Linked DNA regions of Homo sapiens: region 1 is linked to region 2. A link is an interaction called in ENCODE POLR2A ChIA-PET data of the cell type or tissue named here. Cell type or tissue: HCT116. All regions are shown on one strand. Links, peaks and the distances in the headings refer to the core of each region. The heading gives the core; the rest is flanking DNA.

The links. ChIA-PET counts read pairs that join two places held together with the same protein. Peaks named below come from ENCODE experiments on the same cell type or tissue, not always from the same donor. Only the 100,000 strongest peaks of a DNase experiment are listed, where the experiment ranks them.
Region 1: POLR2A ChIA-PET joins it to region 2 with 7 read pairs; 6 of 35 experiments call an interaction of 5 or more read pairs at or near these places.

What each region holds. Positions count from the first base shown.
Region 1 is chr4:186,734,582-186,737,502 of GRCh38, forward strand. No RefSeq gene overlaps it. Among named protein-coding and RNA genes, the nearest start is that of FAT1, 12 kb to the left of the region's middle. In HCT116, for the core only: no CTCF peak of the experiment used is centred there; a DNase peak (open chromatin) is centred at 1,440; H3K4me3 peaks cover 1,097 bases; H3K27ac peaks cover 2,500 bases.
Region 2 is chr4:186,844,142-186,847,062 of GRCh38, forward strand. The region is part of intron 1 of LOC102723906 (a long non-coding RNA gene); the gene reads left to right. Among named protein-coding and RNA genes, the nearest start is that of FAT1, 120 kb to the left of the region's middle. In HCT116, for the core only: no CTCF peak of the experiment used is centred there; DNase peaks (open chromatin) are centred at 279, 1,120 and 1,510; H3K4me3 peaks cover 2,444 bases; H3K27ac peaks cover 2,500 bases.

The sequences.
Region 1 (2,921 bases), core at 234-2,733, 110 kb before region 2:
ATTTTGTGCTGCTGTAATAGAATAGCACAGACTGGGTAATTTACAATGAACAGAAATTGCTTGGCTCACGCCCTTGGAAGCTGAGAAGTCCAAGACTGAGGGCCCAGCACCTGGCAAGGGCCTTCTCTTTATCAGCATTCCATGGTGGAAGGTGAGAGGGTGAGAGAAGGCAAGAGAAAGAACAAGAGGAGATTGAACTTGTGTTTTTATAAGGAACCCACTCCCTCCATAATAGCCTTAATCTGTTCATGAGGGTGATGCCGCCATGCCCAAATACCTCTCCCTAGGCCCCACCTCCCAACACGGCCACCTTGGGGATCATGTTTTCAACACCTGAGCTCTGGGGGACACATTCAACCCTCAGCAACTATAAAAGACACCGAGGTCTCTCCTGGCTCTCTCTCGCTCTCGCTCTCATAGTCTCTCCTGTTATTCACTCTGGGGAAAGCCAGAAGCCCACGTGATGAGGAATGGAAGGCTTCTTCTAACAGCCACATGAGTGAGCTAGAAAGTGGGTCCCCAGCCCTAGCTGTACCTTCAGATGACTGCAGCCCCAGCAGACATCTTGACTTGTGCCCTCATGAGGGCCCCTGAGCCACATCACCCAGCCGACCACACCCAGACCCCTGACCATCAGAAATGATGGGAGTTAACAAATGTTTGTTGTTTAAATTGCTATGTTTTGAGGGAATCTGCTACTCAGCAATTGATAAAGAAATTTGGAATAAATTATTATTGGCTATTAATAAAATATTATTGGCTTTCTACCAATAATGTTATGAGGATGAGAAAACACTTGGTAAACCATTAAGGACTACCACGAATGTTAGAACCCTGTGCATAGACTGGAAGAAAATGTATAGAATAGTTCTATCCAAAGACTCTATGTGATGATGGGAATGTTCTATCTATGCTGCCCTGGGTGGCACTACTGAGTACCTGACAGGTGGCTAGTGCAAAGTGAGGAACTGAAGTTTTAATTTTATTTAATTTTAATTCATTTAAATTTAAACAGTTATATGAGGCTAACGCCTACCATTTTGGACAGAGCAGGTCTAGAGACTTTCTAAGCCAACAAATGACTTGCAAAATCTGGTCAGTGAGAATACAGCACATACAGCTTGTGGGCCTGTTTTCTTCCCCCATTGTGACTTTTCTAAAGGAAGACTTGTGTTATTTATGAGGCCCAGAAGTGATGGATTGAGTTCCATTGAACAATTATTTCCTTCCTGGTTTAAAAAAGAACTATGCATTTTGTAAAACTGGGTTTTCTGAGACCTCAGATTTCTCTTTGTATGTACATGTTCAATTTATCAGACATGAAATTATGGATTCAGTGGACTGTCTCACCCAACTGGCTAATTTGCATGATTAATTGAAGAGGCATGCAATGCAACTGTGCCCAGTTTCCTTAACCACACCGGGCACTGCTGATTCATCCACCTGGTGGATGAGAACGACTTCAAACCTGAGGGCTTGTTGGCCACACTCTATTTATTCAATGATGTCATCTGGCAAATATGCAACACAAAATACAGCTTGAATGGCACTAAGTTACTGGTGGTTATAGCTAAACTTGACTAGAGATAGACTTCAGTGTATGCAAAATTGTATTAGAGCTTATAGGATAGCACGTATTTCATGCTGTTATCAGAGTAGGGAGGTTGATCTAGATTTGCTTATTCTTTTTAGTTGGTTTTTTTTTTTTTTTTTTTTTTTTTTTTTTTTTTTTTTGAGACGGAGTGTCGCTCTGTCACCCAGGAGGCTGGAGTGCAGTGTTGTGATCTTGGCTCACTGCAAACTTCACTTCCTGGGTTCAAGCAATTCTCCTGCCTCAGCCTCCTGAGTAGCTGGTATTACAGGCACCCACCACCATGCCCAGCTAATTTTTGTATTTGTAGTAGAGACGGGGTTTCACCATGTTGGCCAGGTTGGACTTGAACTCCTGACCTCAGGTGATCCGCCAGCCTCAGCCTCTCAAAGTGCTGGGAATACAATGATATATGTTGAGTTGTGCTTTGTAATAAAGCTAATGGTCACTTCAGTGTTGACGGCATCCCATCCCTCAGTCATGTCAAGTCATGCCTTTATTCTCAAGCTTGCAGTCACATTATTACAAGGTAACCACAGCTGCTCTAGACATTCATCAGGGCGGGATGAGGGGCATCGGTTATCTCCACTCACGTAAAAAAGAAAAATTGCATCCTTACTGCACACTATAAACATAAACATTTTCTTGATGAATTAAAATGTAAAGCTGTAAGGCCAATTGTCAAATGATTTGGAAGAAAATATAAGAAAATAATGTATTTGGGACTATGGAAGGATTTACTGTGTAAAACACAAAGTGTTTTTAAAATGAAAGAAAAGATTAACAAATTCAATTACATAAAAATTAAGAACCTCTATTAAAATGTGAAAATATACAGACTGGGAGAATATTCATACAATACTGTATTATTCAAGCAATACTATATTATTGTATGAATACTGCGGACCACCTGAGGTCAGGAGTTCGAGATCAGCCTGGACGACATGGTGAAACCCCGTCTCTACTAAAAATGCAAAAATTAGCTGGGCGTGGTGGCATGTGCCTGTAATCCCAGCTACTGGGGAGGTTGAGGCAGGAGAATCACTTGAACCTGGGAGGCAGAGATTGCAGTGAGCCGAGATCGTGCCACTGTACTCCTTCCTGGGCGATAGAGATTTCATCTCAAAAAAAGAAAAAAAAAAGAAAAGAAAAACAGGCAGAGATTAGATAGAAAAATGGAAAAAAATCATGAACCTATATTTCAGGAAGAGGAAATATGAATAGGGATTGTACATGCAGTGGGTTGAGTGGGGACTACCATAGGGACATGTCCTAATCCCCAGAACCTGTGAATCCTTTTGTGGAAACAGGGTCTCTGCGGATGTAATTA
Region 2 (2,921 bases), core at 142-2,641:
CATACGTAGCCTTCAAAGATAGCTAATTTTGTTGTCTCTAACTTCTCATTGTGATAACCAAGCCTGCTGGGAAGGGGTTACTGAAAGAGAAACTGCACAAAGGGCTGGATTCTTCCTTGGCACTTTTGTTTTTGTTGCTTTACTTTTGCTCAAAATCTGACTGAGAGGCTAAATTCACAATGGGAGGTCGATTCTGTTTCTTTCTTACAAATCCCAGTTCCCTCTTGATTGTATCACTCAGGAGCCTGGGAATAGGAGGGAGGAGCGCCGGTTTTCTGTGCTGTGCCACTGTGGACTGTATCCTGCAGACATTTCTAATGCCGAGCTCACTAGCCAGGAAGTCATGTCAGCTGTGGAAATGTTCAGCTTAGGAGCTCACCATATCTGAATCGAATCCAAAACTTTTTAAGGACCTGGATTAAGTAAACTATGCTAGGGATTCAGGCTGTCCCTTAGCTTAATAAAGAATGGACCACTTCAAAGCCAACCCTTCATTGTCTAAGTTTTTTTCCTTTTTTCCCCTCTGTGTGAGTTCAGTCTGTTGACATCTTTTGCTGTTTTTCTATGTCGACTTTCATTTTGGGTTGGAAAAGTGAGGCTCATGCATTTTATACGGCAGTTATCAGAAGTACATCTGATTCAAAACCACACAGTGTTGCTATTGATTGTATAGCGATGTTGGCATGGATCATTTAAGGTAAATGTTATTTTCATGACCCCAAAGAGGAGGCTGTCACAGAGAAATATTATGTAATAATTTCCACCTTGCAAGAATGCAATGACCCCAAGAATAACACATTTTAATTCTTAAACTATGTGGAATTATCTATTTCAGCTCACTTCAAGCAGCATGGAATTTAGTTTTATTTCAAATTAGTGTCTGCTACTTGTGTGAAAACCTGTCAAAGTTTATAGCCTGGGAAACTGCTTTAAAGTAAAAATGAATGCTTTAAGTCTCAACATTCCTTTGTTAAAATGTAAAAATGCAATGGGGAAACTGCTTTCTATTGCTCATTCTTTTAAATATTTGGAGCTCTCTCATTATGCCTTGACCTGTTACAGCAGGCAGCACCCTCCACATAAACAACTTCCTCCTTTTTCCACAGAGATAAAAATGAGTCATGCTGGTCACCACTCTTGTAAGGCCTCCCATGTAGACAGGGTTATTTTTAATGCCCCTCGTGGAACCTGTGGAGTCTCGTGGATGGTGGTGATGAGCGGGCCAAGAGTGGCTGCCTCCCTGATGTCCCTGCCATGTGTCCCACACAGGCTGTGGCATGGGAGACAAAAGGCCACGCTGAAGTCCACAGGGCTCTAAGGCAGCCCCTGCCTCCTCCGCCTGTGATTTGCTAGTGACTGTGAGTCATTCACTCATTTCTTCCATCTGATAAAGCTAGTGGACATGAAGGGGAAATGGCAAAGTTTTCTTATCATCTTAGGAGCCAGAAGCCAAGTCTACTTTCAACTGCTTCTCTGTTAAGTCCTCCGTCAGGGAGCACTTATGAGGGCTCAGCGTTTGGAAGAGAAAGTGCCCGATTGTGTAGACACCACAGCAAAGGGGGAAGAAGGGAGTTAACACAAGGAAAACCTGTTAGAGAAGAGAAGGAATGTGTTAGATGTTTTTCTCACCTGTCACGCTCTATTTCCTTACCTTTGAACAATTTCATGTGTTATACCTCATGGCAGACCTTAAAAGGCAGGTTGTTCAGTGATGTCTAAGAAAGAACTATGTTTTTAAAATTCCTTTCCCTGGGGATTAAAAGTTTAGGAAGATTCTCAACTCAAGACACACCAAAAGCTCATTCGACCACATCCCCACCCCCCTACCTCCCCACCATGTCTTTTGTACATTTTTTTTTTCCTTTTAGAGACAGGATGTCACTCTGCTGCCTAGGCTGGAGTATAGTGGTGGGATCATAGCTCACTGCAAGCTCGACCTCCTGGATTCAAGTGAACTTACTGCCTTGACCTCCCAAGTAGCTGGGACTACAGGCGTGCACCACCATGCTCGGCTAATTTTTAAAATGTTTATGGAGATGGGGTCTTGCTCTGTTGCTCAGGCTTGTCTCAAACTCCTGGCCTCAGATGATCCTCCTGCTTTTGGGTCCCAAAGTGCTGGGATTGCAGATGTGGCCCACCACGCCCAGCCTGAACATCGTCTTTCTTAGGTGACTTCCTCCACATAGTTATTTGTGAATTGTAATATTGTGTGGCAATATTATCCAAAAAGTATTTGTTTTTATTGTATTTTGCAATCCCTAGGACATATTAAATAGCTCAAGTGATGGGATGTTCTTCTTAAAATTCGATCTCATAGTCTAAAATGGTGACTTGCACATGAGTTAGCCTCATTAAGTCCTGGACGAATGGCAAATGCTATAATTTCCTGTCTCACTTCTGGATATCACAGTGTCATCTTAAAAAAAAAAAAAAAAAAAGGACAATCTCTTCATTCTCCACTTGAGTGCTAAGGGAACTGAGTTCTTAACAAAACAAACAGAAAATCATTTCTTTGTGCAATTCAGGCCTTTTAAGTTTACATGCCTAGAGAGTTGTGTAAAAATAGTGCAGGGCTGAATCTTCCAGTGAAGTTATTTTTTCTAACGGAACAATTTCTGAAAATTGGGACTGAAATTATAGTTTGCACATTGTAATGCACTGAACTTCCCTTCTACTTTCCTCTAAATAGCATTGTACTGTATCCAATTGCAGGGATGGGATAAAATTACCACGGAAGATTTCAGAGTCTCATTCTTAAACCAAAATGTTGCCCATTACACGTGGAAACTCTGAATGGGGAAGGGTCAGAAACAAAGGTGACATTAGATGAGTGAATGCTCTGTGGGTTGTGACTTTTACTAATGGAAAGGAACAAATTTTCCATTTTGTATATGTGTATACATTGGAAATACGTATACATA